Regions from separate parts of the Homo sapiens genome. Here region 2 is linked to region 1. Evidence: read pairs that join two places in POLR2A ChIA-PET (ENCODE). Cell type or tissue: endothelial cell of umbilical vein. All regions are shown on one strand. Each heading gives the region's core, and the rest is flanking DNA. Links, peaks and the distances in the headings are about the cores only. Region 1 overlaps AS3MT (arsenite methyltransferase). Region 2 overlaps WBP1L (WW domain binding protein 1 like).

Region 1 (8,333 bases), core at 152-8,151:
AAAAATACAAAAAAAATTAGCTGGGCATGGTGGTGCACACCTATAGTCTCAGCTACTCGGGAGGCTGAGGCAGGAGAATTGCTTGAACCCAGGAAGTAGAGGCTGCAGTGAGTAAGCATCACGCCACTGTACTCCAGCCTGGGCAACAGAGCAAGACTCTGTCTCAAAAGCAAAAAAAAAAAAAAAAAAAGAAAGAAAGAAAAAGAAAACAACAAATGGCAGAGAGCCACCATATTCCAAATCACTGAAAAAAATAAATGAATTATTTTTATTTATTTATTTATTTTTTTGAGATGGAGTCTCGGTCTGTTGCCCAGGCTGAAGTGCAGTGGCCCCATCTCAACTCACTGCAAGCTCCACCTCCTGGGTTCACGCCATTCTCCTGCCTCAGACTCCCAAGTAGCTGGGACTACAGGCACCTACCACCATGCCCAGCTAATTTTTTGTATTTTTAGTAGAGACGGGGTTTCACCATGTTAGCCAGGATGGTCTTGATCTCCTGACCTCGTGATCCGCCCGCCTCGGCCTCCCAAAGTGCTGGGATTACAAGCATGAGCCACTGCGCCCGGCCATAAATGAATTATTTTTAAGAGGCATTGATTAAAGATTCACAGCAAATCACTAGTTAAGCAGATTTTTTTTCTATTTCCTACTTCAAAGTTCTGGTGCCACATAGTGGTCAGAAATGGAACAGAGAAGCTGTCTTAAGCCTTGTTCAAGAAGCAGGAAAGGCATCAGAAGAAGTAACAGTTGGCAGAGGGTCTCAGGAAAAACATCTTCCTTCTGATCTTTTGCATAGCACCTTTTGGAATTTTCATCATGTTTGCTTATTAAACAAAGCTCCTACTGCCATCATACTAATCATGCAAAAAGATTGCCAAATCATGTTTGGTAGGAGGACTTTTGAGGTAGCTTTTGAACAAATGTTTTTTTCTTTTTTCTTTTTTTTTGCAATAAAGAAAACAAATTAATCATAAACATCTTTGAATCAAGTATCTCAAGAAAACAAATGAATCATAAGTATCTCACCCTAATGACTGATGACATAGTGATTATTTATTGTAAATTATCCTAACTGGGTCAGGAATAGAGTTCGATCGTTTTTTAAAAAGAGAGCTAAAAGATGTAAAAATGACCAGGCATGGTGGTATGTACCTGTAGTCCCAGCTACTGGAGAGGCTGAGGCAAGAGGATCGCTTGAGCCCAGGAGTTCCAGGCTGCAGTGAGCTATGATTGCACCACTGCACTCCAGCTGGGTGACAGAGCAAGACCCTGTCTCTAAAAAACAATAAATAAATAGGCTGGGTGCGATGGCTCACGCCTGTAATCCCAGCACCTTGGGAGGTCAAGGTGGGTGGATCACTTGAGGTCAGGAGTTCGAGACCAGCCTGACCAACATGGTGAGACCCCCATCTCTACTAAAAATTCAAAACTCAGCCGGGTGTGGTGGCATGTGCATGTAATCCCAGCTACTCGAGAGGTTGAGGCACAAGAATTGCTTGAATCTGGGAGGTGGAGGTTGTAGTGAGCCAAGATCGCACCACTGCACTCCAGCCTGAGTGACAGAGTGAGACCCTGTCAAAGAAAGAAAGAGAGAGAGAGAGGAAGGGAAGGAGAGAGGAAGGGAGGGGAGGGAGGAAAGAGATGTAAAAATGGTAGGTTTTCTTTTTCTTTATAAGGTGTCCTGGTTAAACTTTTAGCAAAATGATAGATTCAGTTTTTCCATAGTTAAAGAAGAATATTAAGAACATTAAAGAAAGGTTCAAGGATGGTAAATAATTTGAATTCCAGCTGTACTTGAAGACTTTATTGGAGGACACAGAAAGGTATAAGTGATGGTCATTATCATCAGGAGCTGGATAATTCAGTTTTTAAATAACAGCCTTCAGGCTGGGCGCGGTGGCTCACACCTGTAATCCCAGCACTTTGGGTGGCCGAGGTGGGTGTATTGCTTGAGTTCAGGAGTTCGAGACCAGCCTGGACAACATGGTGAAACCCTATCGCTACTAAAAATTCAAAAAATTAGCTGGGTGTGGTGGTGCACGCCTGCAATCCCAGCTACTCGAGGCTGAGGCACGAGAATTGCTTGAACCCAGGGGATGGAGGTTCCAGTGACCCGAGATTGCGCCACTGCACTCCAGGCTGGGTAATAGGGCGAGACTCCGTCTCAAAAACAATAAATACAAATAAATAAATAAATAGCCTTCAACCAATCAAGGGTTTTGATAAGATGTCAACCAGTTGCCCTGGGCTCAGTACAAAAACAACCAGGGGCATGGCATGGTCCAGGGGATTTCGGACTAGGGGTTTGAGAATTTTAAGGCATGTAAAACATTGGAATGGATTCCGTAGGATAGACTTCTGTTTTAAGAAAGCTGTTTAATATGGAGAAATTCTCAAATTTTTGAGTAGGTTCAGCTATAGAGCCTAACTTACTATTACAGACAGAGGAAAGAACTAGGTAGTATTTTTTTAAGCCCTATTCACCTCCATGACCTTAATTTTAAACATGCTTGCTTGGTTCTAGGGTGCCGTATCTATCTAGTCGTAACCTACTTTAATGTGAAAATGGTACATTACAGCATTAGCTACAATGGTACAGCTGGAATAAGCATACTTTGCTCTTCATGAGCACAAGATGGCCCTGCTTGGGGGGAATTGATTGAAGGGTGTTCTGTTGGCTGGGTGTGGTGGCTCATGCCTGTAATCCCAGTACTTTGGGAGGCTGAGGCGAGTGGATCACTTGAGGCCAGGAGTTCAAGACCAGCCTGGCCAACATGGCAAAACTCTGTCTCTACTAAAAATACAAAAATTAGACAGGCATGGTGGCCAAGGCCTATAATCTCAGCTACTCAGGTGGCTGAGGCACAAGACTCGGCTGAGCCTGGGAAGTGGAGGTTGCAGTGAGCCTGGGAAGTGGAGGTTGCAGTGAGCCGAGATCACACCACTGCACTCCAACTTGGGTGGCAGAGCGAGACTCTGTCTCAGAAAAAAAAAAGGGGGGGGGTGTTTTGTTTATTTGGTTTATTGGGCTTTTTGGCATTTACAAGGAGAGGGTATTAGCTTTTTACTTGTCCTTCTGAACTCTCAGTTCCCCAAAAAGATGTTGAGTAATGGGATTGGGCTGGGCAACTTAGCAAGACCCCATCTCTAAAAAATAAAAATTTTATATTTTTTTATTTTTATTTTTTTTCAAGACGGAGTCTTGCTCTGTCGCTCAGGCTGGAGTGCAGTGGCATGATCTTGGCTCACTGCAACCTCCGCCTCCCAGGTTCAAGTGATTCTCCTGCCTCAGCCTCCCGAGTAGCTGAGATTACAGGCACACACCACCACACCTGGCTAATTTTTGTATTTTTAGTAGAGACGAGGTTTCACCATGTTAGCCAGGGTGGTCTCAAACTCCTGACCTCATGATCCACCTGCCTTGGCCTCCCAAAGTTCTGGGATTACAGGTGTGAGCCACTGTGCCCAGCCTAAAAAAAAAAAATTAAAAAAAAAAAAAAAGAATCATGGAAGGCTGCAGAAACTTTTCAGCTTACCAACTCAGGGAGGCCCAGCAGTAGCCTCAACAGGCCCCCACCCCCACATCCAGCCATGCATAGCTGAAAAGGGCATGGCTTTGTGCCAAGACAGCCCCAGAGCCTGCTCCTCCTATTTATTCTTGGCCTTTACTTGGATGGCTCCAGGGAAGCAGCTGAGGTAGTCACTCATTCTGCCATGTTAAGATGGGAATTGTATTAAATGAGTCTGGCAAGGTATGGGAACTGTCTATCCTTTCTTTCATTCATTCACTAAATAGTATTATCTCCTGTGTACCAGGCACTGTCCTAGGCACTGGTTGCTAAAATGGAATATTATGAACCCCATGGGCCAAGAGGACAAAAACTGCTGAGTGTATTTTCTAAACTTTGTTGGTACCTGTCCTGACTTCTGTGATTTGCCAATTTTCTTCAACCACACACCACAATTTGGGTCCAAACAAAGGTTCTTCTGTAGGCCCTGCCCTGAGAGTCAGTAGAGGGAGATCTCACTAGAGTAAAAATGAACTCTTTTTGAGGTTACAGTAAGCTATGATCATGCTACTGCACTCCAACCTGGGTGACAGAGCAAGACCTTGTCTCCCAAAAAAAAAAAAAAATTCTTTTGCAAATATGAAGCTGAAATTATACAATCCTAACAACAACCTATGATGAGCTTTACTGCTTCATTCCAGTTTCTGTTCAACTGCTGACCCTGCAATTCCTGAAAGCACAACTCCCACTGAGGTTAATAGGAGTGTTATGCGAATGTAAGTTTTGTACTTAATTTCCTCCTGCTGAGTGAGCCTTGGTTGTGTTGGACTCACAATTGTAACAATTCCTTTCCGCAGTGGGAACATGGTGGCCCCACCTTCCATGTGGCAGGGCCATGCTGCAGTGCAATGCTCCAGGTGAGGGGGGAGATCAATTTAGAACCAAAATATTCTGGCTTAATACTACTTCATTGCCTCATATAGTAGCATGATGCCTCATAAGCCAGAGAGAGTAAAAATGTAGACTGGCCAGTCAATGATGTTCTAGGCACACTGTAATCCAGACTTGGGTCTGATAACTTTTTTTTTTTTTAGAAATGAGGTCTTGCTATCTTGTCTGGGCCAGACTTGAACTTCTGGGCTCAAGTGATCCTCCCATCTCAGCCTCCCAGGTAGCTGGGACTGCAGGCACATGCCAGTGAGCTCATCTCTAACTTTTAAACTAGGCCTAAAGCCACTAACCTTTTTCTCATTGGTGGAGTGAAAAGTGATGCAGGAGACAGGAAGCAAGTATTCTTTTAGATCCGGCTCTGCCGCTGAACTAGTTATTTGGCCATAGGAACATCATTTGTCCACTTTGGGATTCACTTTCTCCATCTGTCAAGTGAAGGCATTGAACTTGGAAGACTCTCAAGTTCTCTTCCATATGTAAAAACAGATTTATGGGTCCAGATTCTGTGGAGGTCACAGTGTTTTTTCCAATTTTTTACAATCAGTTGCCCACATTTATAAATCAGAAAATTCTGTATAAAATATGAATTTGGGCTGGGCGCAGTGGCTCATGCCTGTAATCCCAACACTTTGGGAAGCCGAGGTGGGCGGATCAGGAGTTCGAAACTAGCCTGGCCAACATGGTGAAACCCGTCTCTACTAAAGATACAAAAATTAGCCAGGCGTGGTGGTGCATGCCTGGAGTCTCAGCTACTCGGGAGGCTGAGGCAGGAGAATCGCTTGAACCCAGGAGGCAGAGGTTGCAGTGACCTGAGATCACACCACTGCACTCCAGCCTGGGTGACAGAGCAAGACTCCGTCTCAAAAAAAAAAAAAAAAAAAAAAAAAAAAAAATATATATATATATATATATATATATGAATGAATTTGGGGCTTCTTGAAAAATTGAAAATGCTGGCAACAGCAGCCCTACATTTCTGCATAGTTGTGATGGCCATGGCTGAGTAATGGGTTCCCCTTCAGACAGGGCATGTCACTTTAGACAGTGTGCCACCATCCCCACCTCAAGTCAACTTCACTCACCCCTGTAGGCCTTTGAGTTTGTGACCCTTTTTTAAGTATTAGAATTAGTACAGTTTCATCAATGTTACAAGTGAGGTTTTTTTCTATCATACCTCAGATGATGGAAGTCAGTGACCTAATCTATGACACTAACATATATTTAATTCATTACAAGCAGTAGCCAAGAAGGGCACATGGAGCTTTGCAGGGACGCTCGCAGGAGGACACCAGAGAGTGCTAGAGCTGCTTATGGTAATGTGACCTACAACTCAGAGCCTAATTGTGTCAGGTGAAGTGGCCTGGACAGTTTACTCTCTGTTCTCAGAGTTAACAAGCTCCCATCACATAACTTTCTTTGTGAATATTAAATAAGCCTACGCTGGAAAGCAAATGTCAAGTTGCCAGGGAGGAGAGGTTTGCACAGCAAGTGCAGAATGATTCGTGTGGCTTCTAGGCTTTGTAGTTAATCTTTTATTAACTGTCCTTATTTTCTTTTTAAAATTAACCTTATTATTCCTTTCAACTGGATCTAACTAAGGAAATGCTATGAAGGAGGTATTTTTATTTTTGCTTTTAAATAATGTAGCAGGAGCCCATGAAGCCAGTGCAACCCTTTAAAGATGGTGATTTCTCATGGTTATGAGGAAGATTCATTGGTTTGTGTGAGATAAAAACCAGACAAATACCCCACGTTGTTTCTTTACTAAACTCCCTTATGCCTCCCTCACAATGCTGATTTTTCTAATTTTACAGAAAACTGAGGCTGAGTATATTCAAATGGTTTAAATGATGGGATCACTTTTTTTGTTTGTTTTTGAGACAGGGTCTTGTTCTGTCACCGAGGCTGGAGTGCAGTGGGGCGATCTGGGCTTACTGCAACCTCTGCCTCTTGGGCTCAAGTGATCCTCCCATCTCAGCCTTCCGAGTAGCAGGGACTACAAGCATGCGCCACCATCACAGAGCTAATTTTTGTATTTTTTGTGGAGATAGGGTCTTCCTGTGGTGCGCAGGCTGGTCTAGAACTCTTGGGCTCAAGCGATCCACCTGCCTCGGCCTCCCAAAGTGTGGGGATTACAGGCATGAGCCACCGTGCCTGGCCGGGATCACATTCTAATAAATGTTAGAACAAAGGCCAGAACTTGTTCTGACTCTTATACCATTGTATTAAATGGTTTGTCCTTGTTTTCCTTTAGGGAATTTTCCCAAATTTAAGAATATAGCAACTAAAAAGGGAAATGATTACTATAAAAGTAAGGATAGTGGCCAGGGGTGTGGTGGCTCACACCTGTAATCCCAGAACTTTGGGAGACTGAGGCAGGCAGATCACTTGAGATTAGGAGTTTGAGACTAGCCTGTCTAACATGGCGAAACCCCATCTCTACTAAAAATACAAAAATTAGCTGGGCGTGGTGGTGTGCACCTGTAATTCCAGTTACTCAGGAGGCTGAGGTGGGAGAATTGCTTGAACCCGGGAGGTGGAGGTTGCAGTGAGTCAAGATTGCACCACTGCCCTCCAGCCTAGGCAACAGAGCAGGAATCTGTCTCAAAAAAAAAAAAAAAAAAAAAGTAAGGATAGTAGATACATCTGGATTAGAGGGAGAGGTGTGTAGTCTAGTGGTCTAGAAGGGATATATAGGGGTTTTCTTGACTAGGGGGTGGTCACCTTTACCATGATAATTATCAAGTGAACATAGTCTGCCTGGGGCTGTCCCAGTTTAAGCCTCAAACCAGGTTAAATTTTTTTTTTTTTTTGACACGGAGTCTTGCTCTGTCACTGAGGCTGGACTGCAGCGGCGTGATCTCAGCTCACTGCAACCTCTGCCTCCCGGATTCCAGCTATTCTCCTGCCTCTGCCTCCCAAGTAGCTGAGATTACAGGCGCCCACCACCACACCCAACTAATTTTTATATTTTTAGTAGAGACATGGTTTCGCCATATTGGCCAGACTGGTCTCGAACTCCTGACCTCAGGTAATCCACCTGCCTTGGCCTCCCAAAGTGCTGGGATTACAGGCGTGAGCCACCATGCCCAGCCAGGTTAAATATTAATAGTAGCCTTTTTTCATTTTCAAAGGGGTTCTGTTTTAGATGATATGTTATGTGTTCAGCTATTATACTGTACATTTATGTTTTATGCACTTTTATGTATTTATTATATGTCAAAAATGTTTTTAAGTTAAAAAAATTAGTATCAGGAAGTCTGGCCTATGATCAGGAGTCCAGGCCAACCTGGGAAACCTTGCATTTGCTTTAAGATTCAAGATTACTACAGAGACCACAGCAGTAGTATTGCCAATCCAGGTGTGGACTTCCTGAACAGAGGCTGTGATGCCCCACCTTGGTTTTCTTCTGGCTCCTGTGACATGAGATAGTTAGCTTTGGTTCTTTGTCCTGCATATGGCTGGAGAAGTGGCATAGCTCTTAGTTCTAATTGTGAAGGTCAGTCCAAGATAATATATGAGAAAGTGCATTGTAAACAGTTTAGGTTTTTTCTACTTTGAGTGGCAGGAGTTTCCTAAATTCCTAGATCGGCAGGACCTCAACATCATTGCAGTGCTACCTGTCAGGTTAATCTTCCTGTAATACAGCCTTTCTACTTGAAACTTTTTACTATAACTCCTGGATACCTACAGAATGAAATCTAAAGTCCTAAACTTGGCATTCAACGCACCACAAACTGACATCCAACCAAGTTTCCAACACTATTTCTGCTGTTCCTCTTCATTGGCTATTGAACCACATTCAACCATGTGGTGTTCCAAAAATGCTGTTCCCTTTCCAACCTCACCTCATACTTTTCTCTCCAGTAG
Region 2 (8,333 bases), core at 242-8,241, 140 kb before region 1:
CAATTTTTTTATAGAGGCGGAGTCTCCCTATGTTGCTTACGTTGGTCTAGAACTCCTGGCCTCAAGCATTCTTCCCACCTCAGCTTCCCAAAGTGCTAAGATTACAGACAGGAGCCGCTACAGCTGGCCATCTTTTAGTGGTCGCACCACTCCAGCCTGGGTGACCCTGTCTCAAAAAATGAAGAAGTAAAAATAAATAAAAAATGAATCTCTGAAAGATAACAATGTTCCTCAACATTAGTCATCCCATAGCATACCCAGAAAACTTGACAATAATCCCTTAATGTTGTAGGATAGGATCTTGCACTTGAGAATTTAAATAAGATCTAAGAATAAAAATATTACTACAAAATTCAGCTAATTATGACAGTTCTTCAGTTTTCTTAAGTAATTAGCCCTCAGGAAGTTCCTCTACTTGAAAAAATGTTACTCCCAACAGTACCCTTAATCCCATGAGAATCAAAAGTGCTCTTCCAATCCCAGCATTCTCAGTCTTACTTGAACAGGTCTAGTAGTGGCGTTTTAACCATAACCTTTCTTCCACCCTGCAAAACTTGGTCTTTCATTTTCTTTGACACACACATCCATTTCCAACCTTTGCTTAGTGGATAAAGTGAAAGATTAACTTACGACGTTTGCCCTCAATTTTTAGTGAAGAGAGAATTTTGGGGAAAATCCTACTCTTATCTGAGATTGCATAAATGTTCAGAGAAACGTGGAAAAATGAAGAGACCCTGCCAGCATATCTTCTCCTCTTCCAGCTCTTCGGGGATGCAAGCTGTTGGTCCCTATCCTGTGTTTGGCTGACTATGCCTACCCTTCCGGTACAGTACTGGGGGTTTCAGGGCAGGTGAGCAAGGCTGCTGAGGGAGAAATGGAACATAGAATTTAGAGACTGAGGCTGGGTGCAGTGGCTCACGCTTGTAATCCCAGTGCTTTGGGTGGCCAAGGTGGAAGGATCACTTGAGCCCAGGAGTTTGAGACCAGCCTGGGCAAGATGGTCAAACCCTGTCTCTACAAAAATACAAAAATTAGCTGGGTGGTGTGGCTCATGCCTGTTGTCCCAGCTACTTCGGAAGCTGAGGTGGGAGGATCACTTGAGACTGGGAGGCAGAGGCTGCAGTGAGCTGAGATCATCGCACCATTGCACTCCAGCCTGGGTGACAGAGTGAAACTTTTGTCTCAAAAAAAAAAAAAAAAAAAAGAATTTGGAGACTGAAAGACACTGGAGAGATAACGATACTGTGAACAGATGTTCAGTTAGAGAGTCTGTGCTGCTCAAAATATAGGAGATTTGGGGTTGAGCAGACTCAACTGTGTGACTGTTCCGAGGCTTAACCGTAAGCTTATACATTGTGACTCCACAAACGAGATGGTAGACTTTGATTACATGGGCCTCTTATCACAGAAATGGCTGGCCTGGGAGGGGTCTCTGTGCACTGCTGATAGAAGTAAGGAAGGCTCAGAGAGATTAAGTCATTCGCCCAGAGTAATGAGACTAGGTGCTAGCATGGCCAGGTCTGGAATGCAAGAGACCTGGAACAATTTAGTTTAAAGGAAAGTCTCCCCCTGGGCATTCTTCACTGGAGTCCCATGGGAAGACCTCTGTCCCTTCAGCCAGAAACCCTTAGTCCAATCCAAGGTCACTTTACATTTTCAGACCTCCAGTATATTCATCTGGGAAGCAGGGATAGCAATATCCTGTTACCAGCTGTATTCCAGCTGATAGAAGGAGCAGCTAAAATGGATGGGTAAGTTGTTTATCAACCTTGAATTCTGATTTTGTTGAATTTTCTTTCTGTTTTTTTGAGACAGAGTCTCGCTCTGTCATCCAGGCTGGAGTGCAGTGGCGCGATCTCGACTCACTGCAACCTCTGCCTCCCAGATTCCAGCAATTCTCATGCCTCAGCCTCCCAAGTAGCTGGGACTATAGGTGTGCGCCACCACGCCCGGCTAATTTTCGTATTTTTGGTAAAGACATGGTTTCACCATGTTGGCGAGGTCGGTCTCAAACTCCTGACCTCAGGTGATCCGCCTGCCTCGGCCTCCCAAAATGCTGAGATTACAGGTGTGAGCCACCACGCCCGGCCTTCTCTGTATTTTCTTGAAGTTTGCTGAGCTTCCTTAAAACCCTGAGTTCTCTGCAAGAAGAAGGATGATGACTTATGGTGCCTCTCACTGGTGAGGTCCACCTTTTCTGCAATTTTGAGCACAGTCCAAGGCCTTGGAAAAGCTTTGTTTCTTGAGTCTCTCAAATAAGAACAACAACATTAGCTTTTCTGGGAGGGCCAATGGCTGTGCTGTGATGGGGCATGGATGCTTTCTCAGAGGTACTTTCCCCCTAAGCTTTAGGCACGTCTGACCATTTCTTCTGCTTTGGTCCAGTGCTTTCCTCATGATTTAGACTCTGGATGAAGGTGTTTTTGAAGTAGGTTTACTTGCTGCTGTCATCCTGTGTCACCTCACTCTCTGTGGCCTGGAAGTGCAGGGTTTCAGGCCTGGCTGTGGGCGGCCATTATATGACAAAGGGTTCAGCGTCCCCTGCATCTGGTATGATGCCCTCTCTGGTTTCACCACCTTTAGTCATCATTTTACTTGGGGTGTGGACATATTTGTTCCAGGAGCTTCCCCACCCTCTACAACTTATTGGAGGGATAAATTGTCCTAATGTTTTCTTCTGGTGTTTTTAACCATGAAATCTTAGACCTGGAGTAGATTTGGTTACCAAATAGCCTAAGGAGAGAGGACATAATATTTGATTTATGTAAGATCCAGGAAATGAGGAAAGGCACGGTGCCATGAGCTGTGCTTCCAGCCAGACCTTATTAACTTTCACAATTCTTTATGCAAAAGAGACAACTTCCAGGTGTTGCTAATGGAGGTATCTCATGACCTAGAGACAAAACCAGGAGCAGCTTCCTTCTATTTCTCCAAATCCAAAAACGATTGCTAGGGAGTTAGACCATGGCCCAGCTCTGCTTTGAGAAAGGGAATTTTGCTTTTGAGATGATTGAAGTGCTTTAAATTCCTCAGCTGAGAAATGAGAGATGTACAGATAATGAGACACACGGAGGCTTTGCCGCATCAGACTTCATGAGCTTGGAGAACATGCAGGTGCTCTTCTGACCTCTTAGCTGTTTGTCAGGTTTCTATGACCAGGCAGGTGTTACCAGCACTAATGTTTAGGGATTCAGCTATATTTTAGCTTCATTTTTATGATCCTTTTTTTTTCCAGACAGGATCTTGCACAGGCTGGAGTGCAGTGGTGTGATCACAGCTCACTGCAGCCTCAACCTCCCTGGACACTCAGTTGATCCTCCTACCTCACCCTCCCCAGCAACTAGGACTACAGTCATGTGCCATCACGCCCGACTAATTTTTGTATTTTTTTTGTGGAGATGGAGTTTTGCCATGTTGCCAGACTGGTCTCGAACTCCTGGGCTCAAGTGATCCACCCTCCTTGGCCTCCCAAAGTGCTGGCATTACAGGCATGTGCCACCACACCCAGCCAGGATCCTCTCTTTAGTCACGTCTTTATCTCTTCATTCATGTGACGATCTTTTCTTGAGGGCCTGCTTTGTGCAAGGCATCGTGCTTGGTCCTGTGAGGGATATGGAAGTGAACGTTTCACATCTTACCCCTAAGTTGCTTACTTTAGAGGAGAAGGTAGGGCTGAGAAGAAATATCTAAAACATAAAGTGTGAAATGGCTTTGTTGAGTTTATGAGTTGCATGTAAGAAGTGAGTGGATTTTCCTATAAAAGCACAACCAAGATGATTGCTTTCTGGACAGTGAGAATGCTTAGAGCACCCAGAACTGCTTCTAAGGACTCAGAGAGAGTTGAGATGTCTGTCATAAAATGACCTTGCTGTTAGCCTTTTTCTTGGGTCAGCCACCATTGTACCCACATTCCCACTTAATATAGACCATGTCTCTCTTTATCTCACCCAAAGTTTAAATAACAGTGAAAGATGAAATCAGATTGGTGGAGACCTGGAAGCTTAATTTTCCTAATGGTTCTCTTTCCAAATTACATCTGGCCGAGGCAGGAGGATCACTTGAACCTAGGAGTTCGAGACCAGCCTTGGCAACATAGGAAGACCCTGCCTCTATAAAGATTAAAAAAAATTAGCCAGGGCCAGGTGCAGTGGCTCACATCTGTAATCCCAGCACTTTGGGAGGCCGAGGCAGGCGGATCACCTCAGGTCGGGAGTTTGAGACCAGCCTGACCAACATGGAAAAACCCCATCTCTACTAAAAATACAAAAATTAGCTGGGCATGGTGCGCATGCCTGTAATCTCAGCTACTCAGGAAGCTGAGGTAGGAGAATTTCTTGAACCCGGGAGGCGGAGGTTGCAGTTAGCTGAGATCGCACCATTGCACTCCAGCCTGGGCAACAAGAGCGAAACTCTGTCTCAAAAAAAAAAAAAAAAAAAAAGGAAAAAAAATAAGTTGGGCATTGTAGTAAACGCCTGTAGTCTCAGCTACTTGGGAGGCTGAGGTGGGAGGATTGCTTGTGCCTGCGAGGTTGGAGGCTACAGTGAGCCATGATCGCACCACTGCAGTCCAGCTTGGGTGACAGAGCAAGATCCTGTCTCAAAAACAAAAAGCCGGCCTGGCCAACATGGTGAAACCATGTCTCTATTGAAAATACAAAAATTAGCTGGGCATGGTGGCACGAGCCTGTAGTCCTAGCTACTTGGGAGGCTGAGCAGGAGAATTGCTTGAACTCAGGAGGCGGAGGTTGCAGTGAGCCGAGATTGCGCCTCTGCACTCCAGCCTGAGCGACAGAGCGAGACTCTGTCTCAAAAAAAAAAAAAGCAAAAAACAAATTTCATCTGAGTGTGTTTCATGTAGTTGGTGTGATCTACATCCCTCCTTTTGTTCTTATTCCGATCTTTGGTTTGGAGAGCAATTGTGAGGAGGCATGAAATGTATCTGGAGATAGCTATGAGCTGCAGCCTGCTGATTTTCATGTAATTCTTGGCTACTTGCCAGTATGGTTGGGGTTAAACTGTTTCCAGGGTAGGAAAAACACGAACCTAGCATTTTGATATGAAAACAAACAAGGCTACTTTGTACTTGATGAAGCTCAAGTTGCAGATCCAGTGAGAGCCCATTAACTATTGGTGAAGGCCCACTGACAGTGTTGAGTTTCAGAGACCCCTGCACATTCTGGAGATGGCAGCGAATTGTTGTGCAGCCTACGAAAGTAATAAATATTTCTGCAGTGATTGTCAACAACAAAATGATTTTCTTGTTTGGGGGGTGGGGAGGCAAGAGGCAGAAACCTTAGGAAGCTGTTGCAAACCAGTTTCAGCTTCTGCTACTTTTATTTCTTTCCATTTAAAGCTGGGTGCAGTGGCACATGCCTGTAGTCCCAGTTACTCAGGAGCCTGAGGTGGGAGGCTCACTTGAACCCAGGATTTTGAGGCTGCAGTGTATTATGATGGCCCCTGTAAGTAGCCACTGCACCCCAGCCAGGGCAACATAATGAGACCCTGTCTCTCAAAAAAAATAAAAGACTGAGGCTGCACCAATGACATGGGGTGGAGTCAGGAACCTAGGACTCTTTCTGGCCCACTTTGGAGACCGAGAGCAGGATTCTGTGAGGTTGAGGTCAATGACTGGGAAAGCCCCAAAGTTCTCATCTGTATCTTCCTTCCACCTCCCCCAACCTCTGCAATAAAACAAAATCAACTCCAAGATTGACCATATTTTAGTAGTAAATATCAAACAAGCAAAATGAGGGCCTAAAATACTCCACTAAAATAGAAATTCCTATATTTGATATTCATGCTGCTACTGTAATCATCAGAAAGAAAAACTGTGCTGGTCAAAGATACTCACTCATTAGATGTGTACATGTGTAGGGCCTTGACATTCTACCCCCAACTAATCTTTGCGTCATCTTTTTCTGCCTTTGGACGTATGCCCCATGCGTCCTTGTTTCCATACTTTTATTCATGCTCTGCTCTGCGTAGTGTGCTCATTTTATCCACTGAAACCCTACGTATTATTTCAGTATCCATCTCTTTGGGGTTTTTTAGTTTGTTTGCTTTTTGAGACGAATTCTTGCTCTGTTGCCCAGGCTGACATGCATTGGCATGATCTCGGCTCACTGCAACCTCCGCCTCCTGGGTTCAAGCGATTCGTTCTCCTGCCTCAGCCTCCCAAGTAGCTGAGTTTACAGGCATGTGCCACCATGCCCGGCTAATTTTTATATTTTTAGTAGAGGCTGGTTTTGCCATGTTTGCCAGGCTGGTCTTGAACTCCTGATCTCAGATGTTCCACCCACCTTGGCTTCCTAAAGTGCTTGAGCCATTGCGCCTGGCATTAGTTTTTTGTTTTTTTTTTTTTTTTTTTTTTTTTGAGACGGAGTCTCGCTCTGTCGCCCAGGCTGGACTGCGGACTGCAGTGGCGCAATCTCGGCTCACTGCAAGCTCCGCTTCCCGGGTTCAACGCCATTCTCCTGCCTCAGCCTCCCCAGTAGCTGTGACTACAGGCGCCCGCCACCGCGCCCGGCTAATTTTTTTTTGTATTTTTAGTAGAGACGGGGTTTCACCTTGTTAGCCAGGATGGTCTCGATCTCCTGACCTCATGATCCACCCGCCTCGGCCTCCCAAAGTGCTGGGATTACAGGCGTGAGCCACCGCGCCCGGCCAGTTTTTTTTTTTTTTTGAGACAGAGTCTCGCTCTGTCCCCCAGGCTGGAGTGCAGTGGTGTGATCTCGGCTCACTGAAAGCTCCACCTCCCGGGTTCATGCCATTCTCCTGCCTCAGCCTCCCAAGTAGCTGGGACTACAGGTGCCTGCCACCACGCCCGGCTAATTTTTTGTATTTTTTAGTAGAGACGGGGTTTCACCGTGTTAGCCAGGATGGTCTTGATCTCCTGACCTCGTGATCCACCTGCCTCAGCCTCCCAAAGTGCTGAGATTACAGGCTTGAGCCATTGCGCTTGGCCTCGTTTGTTTTTCAAGAGAAAAGGTCTCACTCTGATACCCAGGCTAGAGTGCAGTGGTATAATCACAGCTCACTACAACCTCAACTTCTTGGGCTCAAGTGATCCTCCTGCCTCAGCCTACTGAGTAGCTGAACCTACAAGGTGTACGCCGCCATGCCTGGCTAATTTCTTAATTTTTGTAGAAACAGGGTCTCCCTATGTTGCTCAGGCTGGTCTTGAAATCCTGGCCTCAAGTGATCATCCCACATCAGCCTCCTGAAGTGTTGGGGAACCACTGTGTTCAGCTCTTGATAAAATTTTCTTTGAAAACAAAAACCTTCTTTGGCCATTCTGTCCCTCAACAGCATCCCTTCTTTGTTTTCTTTTTTCTTTCTTTTTTTTTTTTTTACTGGAAGCTGAGAGGATCATCCAGCATCTCTTCTTTGAGCTCCTCTTGTGTGACTGTGTTTGTCCCTCGCCTCACCATGTTTATCATAGAGTGCGTATGTTTGTTTCTGTGTAACTAACTAAATAAATCCTCCAGGGCAAGACTGATTCATCCAACAGTACATCTTTGTTATCCCCACAGCACATCCTGGGTGGACTGGATGCAACTGTAAATATCAGGTCACAAGTAAGGGGGAAGTGACGATTAATATCAAAATCCTATCTGCATATGTGTCCAAGCCATTTTGGAGTCATACAGACCTGGTTGAGATTCTGGCTGCACTGCCTATTAGGTGTGTGTCCTTGAACGAGTTACCTAACGTCACTGTGTAAAATATGAGATGTCACCATCTGTTGGAATCTTCCCTCTCTGAAATACATGATTTGATGTTTAGCAAAGGATTACATACTGCAGTTAAGAACCGTTTACCTAACTCTCTTTCCTGAAAGACTCAGTAGTAGGAAAGCACCATGGGTTTTTATAGATACCTTGTGGAAGAGATAAGCTCTGTGACTTGTAAAACGCCTTGTCCTGCCCAGAAGCAGGAGAGGTGTGTGTTTTCTTGCCTCAGCAGGCCTGCTACATGCCTGCCTTTGTCCAGCCCCAGGACATAGATAAAGCTAGTGTTCTTGGTTTCTAGCAGTTAAGCAACCTATAGTGTTTCTGCCTGGCAGAGTTCTGGGTTTGGGATTTATCCCCTTGCATTCCCCAAAATTATTACTTCAGGATTCTTTTGTTAATGCCTAGCCTCACACCCATGACATGAAGATGTCTCAGTTTAACTTTTGTTGTGACACTCATGTTGGTTTGAGGTTTGAGTTAGTATTCATTCTCTCCTTTCTTGAGTTAGAACTCTGAGGCATTTAAATGGGTGCGTGCCCAAACCGGAGAAAGATAAGAAAGATCTCTTATCTTAGACATTCTGTGTCTGCCCAGCAGCCT

What was found. ChIA-PET counts read pairs that join two places held together with the same protein. Peaks named below come from ENCODE experiments on the same cell type or tissue, not always from the same donor. Only the 100,000 strongest peaks of a DNase experiment are listed, where the experiment ranks them.
Region 2: POLR2A ChIA-PET joins it to region 1 with 11 read pairs; 5 of 35 experiments call an interaction of 5 or more read pairs at or near these places.

The regions. Positions count from the first base shown.
Region 1 is chr10:102,900,922-102,909,254 of GRCh38, forward strand. It overlaps AS3MT (arsenite methyltransferase), which reads left to right. Exons shown (of 11, transcript NM_020682.4): 11 at 1-978. It overlaps BORCS7-ASMT (BORCS7-ASMT readthrough (NMD candidate)), which reads left to right. Exons shown (of 15, transcript NR_037644.1): 15 at 1-978. The region is part of intron 1 of LOC107984265 (a long non-coding RNA gene); the gene reads right to left. Among named protein-coding and RNA genes, the nearest start is that of CNNM2, 13 kb to the right of the region's middle. In endothelial cell of umbilical vein, for the core only: a CTCF peak has its summit at 673 (motif pointing left); a DNase peak (open chromatin) is centred at 680.
Region 2 is chr10:102,762,024-102,770,356 of GRCh38, forward strand. The region is part of intron 1 of WBP1L (WW domain binding protein 1 like); the gene reads left to right. Among named protein-coding and RNA genes, the nearest start is that of WBP1L, 22 kb to the left of the region's middle. In endothelial cell of umbilical vein, for the core only: no CTCF peak of the experiment used is centred there; a DNase peak (open chromatin) is centred at 5,018.